Linked DNA regions of Homo sapiens: region 1 is linked to region 2. A link is a loop called in an ENCODE intact Hi-C map of the cell type or tissue named here. Cell type or tissue: endothelial cell of umbilical vein. All regions are shown on one strand. Each heading gives the region's core, and the rest is flanking DNA. Links, peaks and the distances in the headings are about the cores only. Region 1 holds the start of AKAP4 (A-kinase anchoring protein 4). Region 2 overlaps CLCN5 (chloride voltage-gated channel 5).

Region 1 (8,277 bases), core at 1-8,000, 120 kb after region 2:
TACCTTGATGATGAAGTTCTTTTAGATGTTTGGCTGAAAACGTGACACCCAGAAGGGAGATGTGCCCCTTTAGATGGAACTGAGAAGTGCCAAGTTCTTGGGCACCTGCAGTTGGCTGCCACCCCTGTCAGCTGTTGGACCAGACTGAGGGGCCAGGCTTTCCCCTGCTGCCTCTGACCCTGGGGTGTGGCAACAGAGTTTGTTGGGTCACAATGCCTGAACTGTCACAACCTAAGCAAAGGTGGGCATGTTGGCAAACTCAGAAACCTATTCCCATCAAAAGCACATCAGGCTGCCTGTGGTGCGACAAACTTTTTCTGTTATCTCTATGAGGGTACACACCATTTTTCTCACATTTTCTCTGGCTCACAGTCCATCAAGATATCCCTTCTCTTTTCATTTCCTGCGAGACCTCCAGAACAATCTAATCATACCCCTACTAGAGAATCAGAGTTATATTGCAAGAGATCTTTAGATTTACGTAGAAACAGAGAAATGTTGATCAAAATCTTTTCTGGGTATCCCAAATAAAAGTATGAAAATAGAAACTTGGAGGCTGCCTCAGCAGCTTCTGTAGTTTCACCTCACCATTAAGATGCCCCCTTAGCTAGTCAAAAAGAAGTCAGATGTCCCTACCATTGTAGTATCAGAGTACGCCATCATGTAGGACCCTGGAATGATGTTTTCTTGTTGATTTGGATGCTGTGATGACTCTTCCAGTCTGCCTCAAGATACTGCTTTTTTCTTCAACTCTCCATGCCCTCCTACAGCCTTGACTGCCAGCTGGTACCAGAGTTACCTCTTCTTGACATCACCGTTTCTATAGAGAACAGTGACAGCACAAAGATGGAGGGCTCTAAGGATTCTGTGTGCTCTAAGTGGTCTAGCAGGCTCTGACCTTCCCTATGAGAAATAAGTTGTCCAGAGAAAGGCTGATCTAGTTGAGACAGGGTCTGTCTTTTACAGACTCCCTAGGCCATGAAAAGACTTAAGCTCCACTTAATCTTTTCAATCTGGCCAGTGCTGGTTTGTTGGCTGCAGTATGTGTTAGAGATTTATCCATTACACTTTGAGATGCCTTCATCTCATCTTACTGAGTTTAGCCCCAGTTTGGAAATATTATCCCACAACCAAATGTCTCTCACTCTGCCCAAGTCTCATCTTTCCTTGTCTTTTCTCCATGTCTCCACTTTAATACTGCATGCATGTAAATAAATGCATCTGAATTAACAATCAGTTGAGATGATCCCCTAAAAGAGTTCCATATTCTTGGTTCTACCTCCATTTATTCTTTTTCCTGTTGCCCCTGAGATTGCATCTCTAACTCCGCTATATTATTTTGATCCTGTTAGCTCATGGTGTCAAACAGAAACAGAGCCTGGAATTTGTTAGAGGCGGCAAGACAGATTTTATTCAGGCCACTGCAGTAGAGGAGAGAGACTTCTGATGAACAGATCTCAACTCCACTGAAACAAAAGGCAGGGTGTGCTAAGGAAAAGTACCGAAGGACATTGAGTGGGGGTGAGCTTGGTCAATGTATTGGGGCATCTGTGTTTGCTAATGGGTGCTTATTAAAGTTAGGTTCCCTATGTTCACAATGTCAGGTTTATAAAGAAAAACATAATTAAGAACTATAAAGAAAGAAATGAAAGAAAGTAAAATCAAAAAAAGAAAAGAAAAGAAAGCTAAGCTCCTACCTTCCCATAGAGACAGGGAGACATGGACCCTATTTTTCTTGATCATTACATTACAAAGGGATGGCTTCCAGGTTGTTGAGAAAGACAGTCCTGGGTTGTAGAAGATACATCTTAAAAGAAGAGAGAAAGAATTTACAATTGCAAGTTTTCTAAAGTACATGCTGTAAGGAAGGGAGTCAGGGCCTGTAGTCAGGTTTTGGCCTGAACAAACAGTAAATTCTTTTGGCAGCAATGAACTGTCTCAGGAAGGCATTTTAAGGGGGGCTAGGATTGTCATACTAGGGAAATGGCCTTTTGGCAGCTTTGAACTGTCTCAGGAAGGCATTTTAAAAGGGCTGAGATTGTCATCCTAGGGAAATGGCCTTGAGCTGATAGAAACTACGCTGGTGTTTGTTCAAGTCTCTTAGTGTGTGTATGTATTGGGGGGCAGGTGGATGAAATTGTGCCGAAAGTTGCAGTTCTTATAGGCCAAAGTTGAGGCCTAGCTGAGAAGTGGGCTTAGAGAAGCCTGACTAAAGTTTGATCATGAAGAGGGTCTTTGTTGCTTTTCCTATACCATCCTTTTGTCAAGGGGCAACTTTTGATGATTAAAGACAAAGTTGGAGCTCCTGTGTCTGGCTCATCTCTGTGGAATATGAAGCAAAGGAAGAAAATGTTTACCTATTCTCCAAGCACAAGAAATCATATCTCTAAGAGATTAAAAATAAAACAAAACAAAAACAAAAACAAAAACTCTGTGTCTCCCAGCCCGGAAAGGAACAACCATGATTCATGCCTGGAAAATGTCTTAGTAATCCCCAGATGACAAAGAGAGAACTACTATGGATGATTAGAGCACTCTCCCAGGGCACCTGAATCCTGTCATCCTGGAGGCTAACCAGGAGCAGGTAAGGGCAGCATTTGGATGTGAAACCAATGAGCAAAATGTAAGGGAAGAATCAAGGCAGACCTGGCTCAGTCATAGGTCACGGTACATTTACTGCCTCTTCCTTCTCTTCTCGAGGCTCTCAAATTGGTCTGTACTGAGTAGAGGGGGTGGAGGGCAGGTGAGGGATAAGGGATATTCAAATAGTCAAAGTAAGGAATATATTGTATTAGTGTGTGAAGGTGTGTGAATAGTCTGCACTTAGGTTTGCCTTTAATAGCCAAATATTGAGATATTAAACACAAAAGCCTTGGTCATCATTTTTTTTCTAAGCACCATCATCTATTTTGTAACCTTGTTTATTCTACCCAAACTTCTTCTCTTTCACACAAACTTGTGAATAAGAGTGCAAATCAATACTTTAAATACACTCTCGGTTTGCATTTGGCTAGAAAAAACTATGAAGATAATAAAAATGGGACCTGCGTTTATAATATAATTATCATGAATAATGGCAAAAGGAAATTAAATGAAGTGAACCATCAGCCTTCATGAAATCACTGTCTGTCTGGTAGTCTTGCTGGGTGTCTTCCAGCCTCAGATTTAGCCTACCTTTTATGTGATGACACAATGACCATTTAGAAAATGGGCAGTGATGCCAATGATTATCAGACATCATTTACTGTGGACCAATATAATTGGGAACACCACTTCTTTTTCTCCTGATTTGGTTTTCCTGCCATGAGAGTACACAATGACATTTAGAGCAGCTTCATGCAACCATACTAAAGTGAAAAATTAGTCATTTTGAACATCTTGGCAGTGGAACTGTATAATTACTTCTGTCAAGTGTTTGTGTTTTGTCTGCATTGTACATATTTTTTCTTTCCTATGAGTGATTGGAGGAGTGGAGGGGGAAAATAAAGGACTTTTAAAGTCTATAAACATTATCATAAAAAAATTTCAGGGGGCAACTGCTAAAGATAAGTGGAGTCTTAGGAATGTTAGGGGTTCTTTTATAGGCAGGGGCTTAATTAGGCAGCTAAAGTTCTGTTCCATAACCTTGCGGTAGAAAATGACTTATGGCTAATTTTGAGGGGTGGGCTTGGCTTGGCAGTGGCTATTTCTGGTCAGGCTCTTCCCTTTTATAATTATGAAATTTCCTTCCCCTGATTTCCTAGAACATTTGCTTATTGTCAGGATAATTCATCTGACATTTACTAAATCTGGCCTTGTAGAGTTAATTACCTTTTCCTATTCCTAGATTACCTACATTGCAAGCCTAGAAGGTTATCTATCTCTTTTTCATTGCATCCACCACAATACTGGGCACACAGGTGGGCTCAAGACACAAGGTTTTGGAATTTTTAGGGCAGAAAACATAATTCAGAAATCACAGCGTCATGGGATCTGTAAAAATGACCAAAAAACTTGGTTAGCTATCTGAGTGGGCAGGCTTCTTTCCCAGAGCAGTAATTGTCACACTTTGGCGTGCATCAGAATCACCTGGAGGGCTTCAGTTTCTCATTCTACGGGTCTGGAGTGGGGACTGAGAATTTGCCTGGTACTGTGTATTACATGCATTATCTCAATTCACGCACAGCCTTATGAAATGCCTACCACTTTAATTATAAATGACTCGCTGGAGCGCAGAGGCCACGTGACTGGTGGGGGTGCTTGGCAGCACTGGCCACTTCCATCGTCTTGGGGGTGGGGGTGGCGGGGCGCGCGCGTGTGTGTGTGTGGTGATTAGCATGCCTTTTATTTCTTTCAGGGTCTGGAGATAGAAGAGAAATTCCCTGAGAAAAAGAAAAGTAGAAAGGTATTTACTCTGATCTTCTGGCCCCATCTGGTGGTTTTAAGTCTGACTAAAAAAAAAAAAAAAAAAAGCGCTGATTCGTGATCTCCCCCTGCTGGTGAGAATGGTGGGGTCAATCCGGCCGCCTCTCGTACCAGTTGTTCTGAGGTGCATTTCTGTGGAAGCATTTCCGTCATTCTGAGACAGTTGGGCTGAGGCGGTTGGTCGCCTCTCTCTCTCTCTCTCTCTGTTCCTCATCTACATTTTGATTGGTTTATTTTTGTATTGTTTTCTTTCAGTTTCCGATAGGTGGAGAACATTCTGCTAATAGCTTTTCTTCCAGTCCATTTGTGGCTTGTTAAAGGTACAACATGTATTGTCAGTCGTGACGAGAGCTTTTTGCCTTATATATTGATTATATATTATAAATATAGAAGTATATCCTGTGTCAGGCTGGAGATGTGGGAGGAAAACTGGCTGAGGGAACTAGCCTTTAATTAGTTTATTTCCTCCCTGTCAAACCAACAAACTTTTCTGGAACATCTGAAAAAATAACCTTTAAAAAGTACTTCAGGCTGACCGTGGTGGCTCACGCCTGTAATCCCAGCACTTTGGGAGGCCGGGGCGGGCAGATCACCTGAGCTCAGGAATTCGAGACCAGCTTGACCACCATGGCGAAACCCCGTCTCTACTAAAAAGACAAAAATTAGCCGGGCGTGGTAGCGCGCGCCTGTAGTCCCAGCTACTCGGGAGGCTGAGGCGGAAGAATCGCTTGAAACTGGGAGGCAGAGTTGCAGTGAGCCAAGATGGTGCCACTGCACTCCATCCTGGGTGACAGAGCAAGACTCTGTCTCAAAAGAAAAAAAAAACTTAAATATACAGTTACTTGGTGACAAAATGTTTATCCTGCCCTGCAGATAGTGTATCAGTGAATGAATGTATTAAACATTACAGCTGGGTGCAGTGGCTGCGGCAGGAGGATGGCTTGAACTGGGAGGCAAAGGTTGCAGTGAGCCAAGATGGCGCCACTGCACTCCAGCCTGGGCGACAGAGTAAGACTCTTGTCTCAAAAGAAAAAGAATTAAATAGCCAGGCGCAGTGGCTCACGCCTGTAATCCCAGCACTTTGGGAGGCTGAGGCAGGCGGATCACGAGGTCAAGAGATCGAGACCATCCTGGCCAACATGGTGAAACCCCGTCTCTATTAACAATACAAAAATTAGCTGGGCATGGTGGCATGCGTCTGTAGCTACTTGGGAGGCTAAGGCAGGAGAATCACTTGAGTCCAGGAGGCAGAGGTTGTAGTGAGACGAGATCGTGCCACTGCACTCCAGCCTGAACGACAGAGTGAGACTCTTGTCTCAAAAGAAAAAAAAATTAAATAGCTGGGCACGGTAGCTCACGCCTGTAGTGCCAGCACTTTGGGAGGCTGAGGCAGGCGGATCACGAGATCAAAAGATCGAGACCATCCTGGCCAACAAGGTGAAACCCCGTCTCTACTAAAAATGCAAAAACTAGCGGGACATGGTGGCATGCGTCTATAGCTACTTGGGAGGCTGAGGCAGGAAAATCACTTGAGCCCGGGAGACAGAGGTTGCAGTGAGCCGGGATGGCGCCACTGCACTCCAGCCTGGCGACAGAGCGAGATTCCATCTCAAAATAAATAAATAAATAAATAAATAAAATATACTATTACTTGGTAACAGCTGGGCGCTGCGGCTCACTCCTGTAATACCAGCACCTTCGGAGGCTGAGGCGGGAAGAAAGCTTGAGGGCAGGACTTTGAGACCAGCCTGGGCAACATAGCAAAACTTCCGTCTCTACCAAAAAATAAATGAAATAAAATAAAATTAGCAGTGTGTTGTGGTGCCCGCCTGTAGTCCCAGTTACTCGGGAGGCTGAGGTGGGAGGATCACTTGAGCCTGGGAGTGGGAGGTTGCAGTGAGCCGAGATCATGCCACTGCACTCCAGCCAGGACGACAGAGCAAGACTGTCTCAAAAGAAAAAATAATAAAAATGAAATATAGTATTACTTTATGACAGCTGGGCACGGTGGCTCACTCTTGTAATTCCAGCACTTTGAGAGGCTGAGGTGGGAGTATTGCTTGAAGGCAAGAGTCTGAGTTTGAGACCAGCCTGGGCAACAGAGCAAAACCTCCATTTCTACCAAAAGAAAAAAAAAATTAGCTGGGTGTGGTGGCGCGTGCCTGTAGTCCCAGTTACTCCGGAGGCTGAGGTGGGAGGATCGCTTGAGCATGGGAGGTTGATGCTGTAATGAGGAGTGATCTCGCCAACTGCACTCCAGCCTCCTGTGCCTCTTGCTCTCAAGTCAGGATGATGAATCGGGGTAATGACTTCATGTGGTCACTAGGAGGTCGCAGCTGTTGGAAAACGTATTCCCATGCAGTAGGAGAACACCCCGTAAAAAAGCCGTCTTGAGAAGGTGTTCCTCCAATTAAAAGGGAAATTGGTGATTTCTCTTGACAGAATCACTCCCCATCCTAAAAACTGCATTTTTGTGTATGTCGTATTTATTGATACATTTCCTTAATATTTCCATTATGAAGATATGTATAGGTTCAAGGAAGGCAGTAACTGTCTCTGTGTACAACCTAGCAGTGGCTCATGTGCTTAGACACTCAGTAACTCTTGGTGATGTTGAGATGATTATGACAATAGTGATGGTGTTGATTATAAGAGTGGACTCAATCATTTGTGTCTTCTGAAATTCTCAACAGTTTTACATTCACCTAGTGAATTTATAAATTCACATATCACATTCTGCCTTGTGGTGTATTTGTTTCATTATGAGCTTTATCTTTCCAAAAACAGGACTTCTTGAAGAGAATGACTGTGTTTTGCCCATTTTCACTTACCCTGCTAAGGGTAGCACAGGTTCATATATATTAGCAAATGCCTAATGATATTTACATAATTGAAAATAAGTGGTAATGGTTCTTCAAGAATTGCTAGCCCCAGGACCACATAGAAGTGCTTGGTCAAGGCCAAAAACATTGGGTCATCCTGATCCAAACTGCCTGGATTATTGTAATAACTGGCTAACTGATTCCACTGAATCTATCCTTGCCACTCTTCAATGTAACAGTTTTTAGGAACTGATATACTTTATTAGCTACTCTGTTATTTTTTATAATAGCTTTGTTGAAATATGATTCATATACCATGTAACTCACTCATTTAAAGTGTACAACTCAATTTTTTTAGTATATTGTGTCACAGAGTTGTACAACCATTACCATAATCAATTTAGAGCTTTTTTAATCACCCCCAGAAGAAACCCTATACCCTTTGTCCATCACACTCCAGCCACCCCTCCACCCCTATATCTCCCAGCTTTAGGCAACCACTAATCTACTTTCTGTCTCTATAGGTTTGCCTATTCCAGACATTCAGTATAAATGGAATAATACAATATGTGGTCTTTGGTGACTGGCTTCGTAGCAAAACTTTTTCCAGCAATGAGCTGTAGCAACATGTGTGAAATGTCTGTGAGGGAAGCTCATTGGAGAATCAGTGGCAAGGGTTTTTATTGGGGGCTGGTGATACAGGCACCTCCTGCCTAGCACATACCGAAATTTCAGATTTCTAGGAGGAAATCTGGTGTTCACCATAAACCATAAGGCAAAGTGAGCTCATATTATCAATTAGTGTTGTGGGAACCCTCCCCAAATCCAAGTTTCCAGATACTAGCCAAGGGCCAACCTTTGTAAGCAGGATTTTCAAATGACAATATTCTTAGGTCTGATATGTTAACCCTGAACCACACAGATTTTGATATGGATTGTGTTGATTCTGTAGATCAATCTGGGCAGTATTGCCATCTTAATATTAAGTAAGCTGATCAATGAACACGGAACATCTTTCCATTTATTTAGGTCTTTCTCTTAATGATGTTTT
Region 2 (8,336 bases), core at 128-8,127:
CTTTTAAACATTTATATTACCCTCCTTGGTCTACAAACAATTTGAGGTGGCATGTGCACACACATACACAAATACAAACAGTCCAGGGAAAAGGAGGATAGAAAAAGAATAAAGATAGAAATAGGAGTGTTTATATACATGTATGACTATGCATCTTGGCTTAGGTAAAGGGTTCAATAAAAGGGATAGATACATGCCGTATGTTTGAGAGAGTTTAGGTCTATGCTTCTCAAACTAGGGTAAGGTCAGTGTGCCAGAGGGTAGGTGAAACTATAGGACAAACATTATTTGCCTTCCCAGAGCATTACTTTTTCCTGAATATTTGGAATTTTTTTTCAAAAATTATATGTAAATAATCATTTAAAAATGGAATGCAAAATTTCATACTTGTTAAGAAAAAAAAAAATCTTTCAGCTCTGCTCCCGGGTACCCTGTCCCATACTCTGATGCCTTTGTTTACTCTCTCCTAGATTAGGAGAACTTAGGTAGAAAAGTTTGAGAAGTCCTACAACTTAGGGTGGGTGTGAAAGAGAGAGAGAGAGAGAGAGAGAGAGAGTGTGTGTGTGTGTGTGTGTGTGTGTGTGTGTGTATTTCCCTTGCTTTTGGGGGGATTCTTTTATTTTAAATGTAATTGGCCAGGCGCGGTGGCCTGTAATCCCAGCACTTTGGGAGGCCAAGGTGGGTGGATCACCTGAGGTCAAGAGTTTGAAAGCAGCCTGGCCAACATGGTGAAACCCTGTCTCTACAAAAAAAAAAAAAAAAAAAAAAAAAAAAAAAAAAAAACATGTATATACACACATATATATATAAAATTAGCCAGGCATGGTGGTGAGCACCTGTAATGCCAGCTACTCAGGAGGCTGAGGCAGGAGAATCACTTGTACCTGGGAGGCGGAGGTTGCAGTGAGCCGTGATCGCACCACTGCACTCCAGCCTGGGCGACAGAGCAAGACTCTATCTCAAAAAAAAAAAAAAATCCTCTCCTCCAAGGACTGAGTGAGGTGTGCCTCATGCCTGTAATCCCAGCACTTTGGGAGGCTGAGGAGGGAGGATCCCTCGGGGCCAGGAGTTTGAGGCCAGCCTGGGCAATATATCAAGACCCCTGTGTCTAAAAATAAAAAAACTGGGCGTGGTAGCAACCACCTATAGTCCCAGCTACTCAGAAGGTGAGGTGGGAGGATTCCCTGAACCCAGGAGATCCAGGCTGTAGTGAGCAATGATAGTGCCACTGCACTCCAACCTGGGCAATGGAGTGAGATCCTGTCACACACACACACACACAAAAGTAATTACAGATTCATAGGAAGTTGCAAAACAATGTACAAGGAGGTCCTCAGTACCCTTCCCCCAGCCTTCCCTCCCTCAATGGCAACAGCTTGCATAAATGTAGTACCATAGCAAAACCAGGAAATTGACATAGGTACAATCCACAGACTTTAGTTCACCATTTAGTTTACACACATTGATTTATGTATGTATTTGTGTGTGTGTATGTGCGCGCACGCATGTAGTTCATAGTTCATTGCCATTTTGTCCTATGTGGACATTTGTTTAACCACCACCACAGTCAAGATTTAGAACTGTTCTATCACTGCAGGGCTGCCTCATGCTGCCCCTTTATAGCTGTATGTGTGTAAGCATTCCAACAGTTACTTTCAAACTGGAGCTTGAGATTTGCTCTAGTGACAGATTTCTCTGGCTCTTCTTTTTATGAACGAAATCCTTCCCTGGGGAAAGAGTCCTCTAGGTTTTGGTTTTTGTTTGTTTGTTTTTTGAGACGGAGTCTCACTCTGTCACCCAGGCTGGAGTGCAGTGGTGCGATCTCGGCTCACTGCAAGCTCCGCCTCCCGGGTTCACGCCATTCTCCTGCCTCAGCCTCCCAAGTAGCTGGGACTACAGGCACCCGCTACCACGCCCGGCTAATTTTTTTGTATTTTTAGTAGAGACGGGGTTTCACCATGTTAGCCAGGATGGTCTTGATCTCCTGACCTCGTGATCCGCCCGCCTCGGCCTCCTCTAGGTTTTAAGAAGCCTTCTCCAAATGCCAGGAAATTGCCCTCCTGGTCTCTGCCTCTGGCCAGTTTGAGTTACTTTTCCTTTCACTCCCTTACCCTCTTCATTTCCTACCTCTGCAGTCTTCTTCCTCCTTAGCTACATTGGAAAGGCAAAGAAATAGCAATCATGTGTTCCTCTGAGGGCCTAAGATAATGGAAAACCTGTGTCAAATTTACAACTCAGAAAAAACCTGAGCATTCTGGTTCTCTTTGTCTAGGTCAGTGAGTTACTTTAATAGTGTTTTGTGTTATGAAGTCAAAAGTCCATTGGGTTTTGTATTTACTGAGTGAGTTGCAATTCCTAATATTTCTACCAGCAAGCATAACTTCCTAATCAAAATTGCTTTTTTTGTAAGACATGACTATTTGCAGGCCCTTTAATATGGATGAATCTTTCCTGCTGGTCAAAGCTAGATTTCTTTTGTGGCATGCTTCATTTATCACAGGGGAATAGTCTCAAAAAGTATATTCTTTCTATTTTAAAAAATAGTTGTTTCCATTTTATTTATTTATATCTGGTACCACCAGGGTCCAAAACTTTCTACTTATATGGTTGTTCCTGAGTCTGTGGTACCAAAATTTTCTTGAAGATGTAGTTATATGTGGACTCTAAAAAAGAAAGTTGAGTAAACAGAACCAGAGAGCAGAATGGTGGTTACCTGGGGCATGGAGGAGGAGGAAATGGGGAGAAGTGGACCAAAGGGTACAAATTTGCAGTGAGGTAGGGTGAATAAGTCTAGAGAGGTAATGTACAGTAGAGTTAATAATGCTGTATACTAAAAATTTGCTAAGAGTATATTTTAGATGCTCTTACCACACATACAAAGAAAGGTAACTATGGAAGGTGATATGCATGTAAGTTTATTTCAATGTAGTAACAATTTCGCTATATGTATATATATAAAACATCATGTTGTACACCTTAAATACATACAATAAAAAAATTTTAAAAAGCAAAGAAAAAAGCCAAACACCCAAAATTTTGTTACTATAAACTATGAGAATTTGACACCAAGGTAAGTAGCCAAAGGTGAATTTAGTGGAACTTTAGATCCGCTCTTCACTTCAGATGTGAAGCCAAGGTTCAGCCATTCCAAAAAAGCTGGGGGGGTGCTCTTAAGACTCTTGGTAAAATGACATGGAATCATATATATTTGACTACAAAACCCATCAAAGCACTCATATAGAAAGAGAATTTTGTTTCATGGTTTTCCGTTTGCTCTTTTCCTTGTTCATCCTTAGAATCCATGGTAAATTTCCTTTGGGTGTAGCAAAGCATCTCATTTTCAGTACTAAGTGGCCTGACAGTGTTTCAGTAGTTGACAATTCAGAAAGAAAAGTCTTGAACAATTTAATCTCGGTGGTTTTTTTTTTTTTTGGACTTTTTTTCCTGAAAAAACATTACTCAGAAGAGCTGCATGTCTCACTGAAGCTGTCTAGGCTAAAACAAGCTTCTTTTTCCCCCTGTTCCAGGGAGCCTTTGCCTACATAGTCAATTATTTCATGTACGTCCTCTGGGCTCTCCTATTTGCCTTCCTTGCCGTATCTCTTGTCAAGGTGTTTGCGCCTTATGCCTGTGGCTCTGGAATCCCTGAGGTGAGTCTCTTAAAATGGTTTATAAATGGTTACAATATGAATACTTTTTGGTTAAAATCTCTTAATATGTATTCCAGCACATACCACAATTTGATGAATGTTAAACAGGATCAGATCCTGAGGCCATCTAAGACCTAGGTCTTTCCACAAGTCCCTCTCAGCCTGGGCTACCAGGAAATTAAAGGGAGTTGATTCTTAGCCTCCTGAGGGTTCCTGTTGAGCCAGGCTCTGGAAAACTTCCCCTGTTCCCTATCCAAAAAGCTTCCAGAGTATATCCCAAGATTCTGACCTGAAAAAGCAGTGTTATTGTCAGCTTTTTCAGGGCAAAAGAAAGAAAATCATTTGGTACCTTTCCCACAATATGATTTAGGCTACATGGGATGGTTAAAACCCTGTTTCTAACTACTTTTGGCTTAGATTGCTTGACAGTGACTAAAGACACTGAGACTTAGGTTACCAGGATGACTTTGCCCTTCCCTGTTTCCTGACCAGGTAATAAGTCACAATTTTTTTTTTTTTTAAGCCAGGGAATCAAGACTATACCTAACCTTTAAGGTTGTTTCAGGGACATTAGCCTTGTCCTCTCAAAACATGCCTCTTGGGCTACCACGTTGTAACATGAGGAAAACACCTATCCCTCCCTCTCCAGCTCCTCCTTCATATATGCACACTCTCATACTTACAATACATCCTTGCCCAGCTATCACTCCCCTCCCCCTAAAAAGGGGGAACATGAAAGCTTAAAGAACAGTTCTTGCTTTCTTGGGCTCCTGGGCTCTCTTCCAAACAGGGATCACTGTAGGTCAAGCATTTATATGTCACTTATTCAAAAGGTGCAGTTTCTATAATGAGGTCCAGATTTTTGCTTCTTAGCCTTGTTGACTTCCTTAGTCTATATTCAATCTTTCTGTGTTTAACCTGCAGATAAAAACTATCTTGAGTGGTTTCATTATTAGGGGCTATTTGGGTAAGTGGACTCTGGTTATCAAAACCATCACCTTGGTGCTGGCAGTGTCATCTGGCTTGAGCCTGGGCAAAGAGGGCCCTCTAGTGCACGTGGCTTGCTGCTGTGGGAACATCCTGTGCCACTGCTTCAACAAATACAGGAAGAATGAAGCCAAGCGCAGAGAGGTAATAATGAATGGCCTTAATAGTCTCTTTTTGGTTGTGAGCATAAATGATACAATCTTAGGGGGTGAGAATTTGAGAGTTCTACCAATGTTAATGCAAACACCCTTTGACCCAGCAATTCCACTTGTAGGAATTTATCCTACAGATATCCTAGCATGTGTGTGCACAAAGGTGTATAAGGATAGTGCAGCGTCTGTCAACATAGTAAAAAACTGAAGCAACAAAAATGTCCATCAATAGGGAACTGATCTAATAAATACTATTCTGTTCATACTGTAGAATACTTTGCAACCATTAAATGAGATAACCTTTTATATATTGACTTGGAATTCTGGCTATGAAACACCATTTGATTTTAAAAGCCAGTTTCTGAGTAATGTATATAATATAATTCATATTTTTTAAAAGTGTACATGCACTTATTGATAGAAAATGTCTGGAAGGTGGTTTTACCCCAAACTGGTTTTACTTTTTTTTTTTTTTGAGACAGGGTCTCACTCTGTCACCTAGACTGCAGTGCAGTGGCATGATCACGGCTCACTGCAGCCTCGACCTCCCTGGCTCAGATGATCCTCCCACCTCAGCCTCCCAAGTAGCTGAAACTACAGGCACGCACCACCAAACCCAGCTAATTTTTGTATTTTTTGTAGAGACGGGGTTTCACTATGTTGCCCAGGCTAGTCTCGAACTCCTGCGCTCAAGCAATCCTCCTCCCTCAGTCTCCCAAAGTGCTGGGATTACAGGCATGAGACACGATGCCTGGCTCACGTCAAACTGTTAAAAATGTTTATCTATGGTGAGTGGGAGAGTGAGGGGTAGTGAAGGAGAAGTAAGGATTTTAACTTTTTATTGTATGTAATTCTATTCAAGTATATATTGCTTCTCTTACAAAATAAGTTACAGAAAGAATAGATTTTAAAAGAAGTTGTTTATTGCTATGGAATAGTACATATAAGTGCAGTGTATGTTTCAGATGTCGGTTTTTTCACTTTCTATTTCTATCTAACACTATACTTGAATTAGTTTCTCTCTGTATTGGACCTCTCTCTACCTTTTGTTTCAGCCCAGCTAAATTAGTCCCGCCATGGCACCTCTGTAGTGGCTGTCATGTTTATGCAGTTGTTAATGTATGCTGTTTTGAGGAGGAAGGACTTTTTTAAAAAAAAGTTCCAAGTCATTGGTTTACTTTTTTCTTGCTATAATTAAGGGCCTAAGAGAATAATGGCTCTTGCTTTATTTTCTTTGAATTACAAAGAAGTCACATATGGAATGGGTCAAGACTAAGGTCATTTCACTTAAAAGGATTTTTCACAAAACAGGAACCTAATGATTTCTTATGAAAACCAAAAAAAAAAAAAAAATTAACCACAAGACCCAGAAGGAAACTCAAAGATATTGAGATTTCAAATATAGAATAAATTTTGTTGGTTCAAGGGAGAAAGGTCCTGGCACTGTTAGAAAGGAGAGGAAAGCTAGCAGGAGAGAAGATGGGGAAATATGAGTAGATTGTTTAACTACCTGTCATGCAGTAGAGGGACTTAAAGGTAGTGTTAAGTTGGTGAGGTTGTTAAATGGGAATGACATTCAACAGAAGGGAAGAGTTGAGAAAACATTTTTTTTCTAGAAGGGCTTTATTAGAACAGTTATGAAATTTGAATGAGATTTATAGATCAAATAACAGTTATTAGTGTAAATTTCCTATTTTGATCATTGAACTGTGATTATGGAAGAGACTGTCTTTGCTTTTAGGACATAAAAGCATTTATATCCTACATGCACTGAAGCATTTCAGGGTACATGAGCCTTATATGTGCAACTGACTTTTCTGAGTGAAATTCCAATTCTTCAGAAAAAAATAGAATCATAAAACAAATGCAGTAATGGTAGCAATTACAGAAGCTACATGAAGATATGTAGGACTTCTTTGTGCTATTCTTTCACCTTTTCTGTGTTTGAAATTTTTTTAAAAAAATATTATAATGGTTAAGAGTGAAGTGGTGATTGTTGCTGGTTTTGCATGGATGAAGGTGAATTTGAAACTACAGATTGCTGGGGACTTTCATTCTAAAAATTGGCATTTTTGTTCAAATAGTTTCTAATAAAATAAGAGGGGAATTCGATTTGGCTGTTTCTCTCTACAGATGCCATATATTTCTCCAGTTAGACTCATATGAATACAGTCATGTCTCAATGACAGGGATATGTTATGAAAAATGCATTGTTAGGAGATTTCGTCACTGTGCAAGCATTATAGATTGAAGTTACACAAACTTAGATGGTCTAGCCTACTACACACCTAGGCTTTATGATATAGCCTATGGCTCCTAGGCTACAAACATGTACAGCATGCGACTATACTGAATACTGTGAGCAATTGTAACACAATGGTAAATATTTGTGCATCTAAACATAGAAAAAGCACAGTAAAAATATAATATAATTTTATGGGGCCACCATGTTGTATGTGGTCCATCATTGACTGAAACGTTGTTACGTGGTGCGTGACAGTATTTGAATTGGTTTTTTTTGTTTTTGTTTTTGTTTTTTTTTTGGAGACAGGGTCTCAGTCTTTTGGCCAGGCTAGAATGCAGTAGTGTGATCTCAGTTCACTGCAACCTCCATCACCTGGGCTTGAGCAATTCTCCCACCTCAGACTCCCCAGTAGCTAAGACTACAGGCACATGCCATTATACCCAGCTGATTTTGTGAATTTTTTTGTAGAGACTGGGTTTTGCCATGTTGCCCAGGCCAGTGTTGAATTCCTGGGCTCAAGTGATCCTCCTGCCTCAGCCTCCCAAAGTGCTGGGATTACAGGCATGAGCCACCACAACCGGCTAGTATTTGAATCTTAAATTTACTTTCTAGCACTTATTTAGACTTTCCAGTTATTTTTTCCTGTTGCTTTCATCATCAGCGGCAACCTTTTTTGTCTTATGGCCTTGTCAAAGTGGGCAGATGGTTGAGAGTAAAACAGACTTGAGAAAGAAGGGTGTAGACAGACTCCACTCTACAATATAAAATTAAAGCAAACTAGCTACCCCGATTCTTTCTGTCTCTTGATTCATCCTAAACATAGTCACTGAAATCCCCTTTCTCAAGTTGCATGTTGGCTGTCCTCATCTTTCTTAAATGAAAGCCATTGTAGCTAGGAATTTCAAAGCCCTTCCAGCTAGCACCAGAGATTCCATTCTTTCCTCCCCATCATTTTCCTGAGCCATCCTACTCTTCCAGATAATCCTATATGCTTATTTTGCCAAGGACCTTTTTATTCTTCAAAACTCGTAATTTTGTTCAACTTTCTCTAAAATATTTCTTTACTTCTTCAAATCATCTCTCTCCATAGCAACCAGAATCCAATGAAAGGACTTGGTCCATCTATTAATTTTGGTTTGTTTGCCATTATTAGTGTTTGTCATGTACATTTTACATGTACACACACACCTACACAGAGGTGGAGGTCTCTAAGTATCACTATTCTTTCTCTCTTTATCACTTTTTCCCTTTGGCTCCTTCTTCCTCTCCCACTCTCTCCTAGTCCCTTTCCTTGCCATATCT

What was found. Hi-C counts contacts between places; a loop is a spot of excess contacts. Peaks named below come from ENCODE experiments on the same cell type or tissue, not always from the same donor. Only the 100,000 strongest peaks of a DNase experiment are listed, where the experiment ranks them.
Region 1: it touches region 2 in a loop (10-fold over the local background); 2 of 110 quality-filtered maps call a loop at or near these places.

What each region holds. Positions count from the first base shown.
Region 1 is chrX:50,200,227-50,208,503 of GRCh38, forward strand. AKAP4 (A-kinase anchoring protein 4) reads right to left here and starts at 781. Exons shown (of 6, transcript NM_003886.3): 1 at 637-781. The coding sequence starts at 663. CCNB3 (cyclin B3) reads left to right here and starts at 4,539. Exons shown (of 13, transcript NM_033031.3): 1 at 4,539-4,724. In endothelial cell of umbilical vein, for the core only: a CTCF peak has its summit at 4,473 (motif pointing left); a DNase peak (open chromatin) is centred at 4,375; H3K27ac peaks cover 2,923 bases.
Region 2 is chrX:50,077,067-50,085,402 of GRCh38, forward strand. It overlaps CLCN5 (chloride voltage-gated channel 5), which reads left to right. Exons shown (of 15, transcript NM_001127898.4): 8 at 3,528-3,650; 9 at 4,575-4,781. Among named protein-coding and RNA genes, the nearest start is that of MIR502, 67 kb to the left of the region's middle. In endothelial cell of umbilical vein, for the core only: a CTCF peak has its summit at 4,660 (motif pointing left); no DNase peak of the experiment used is centred there.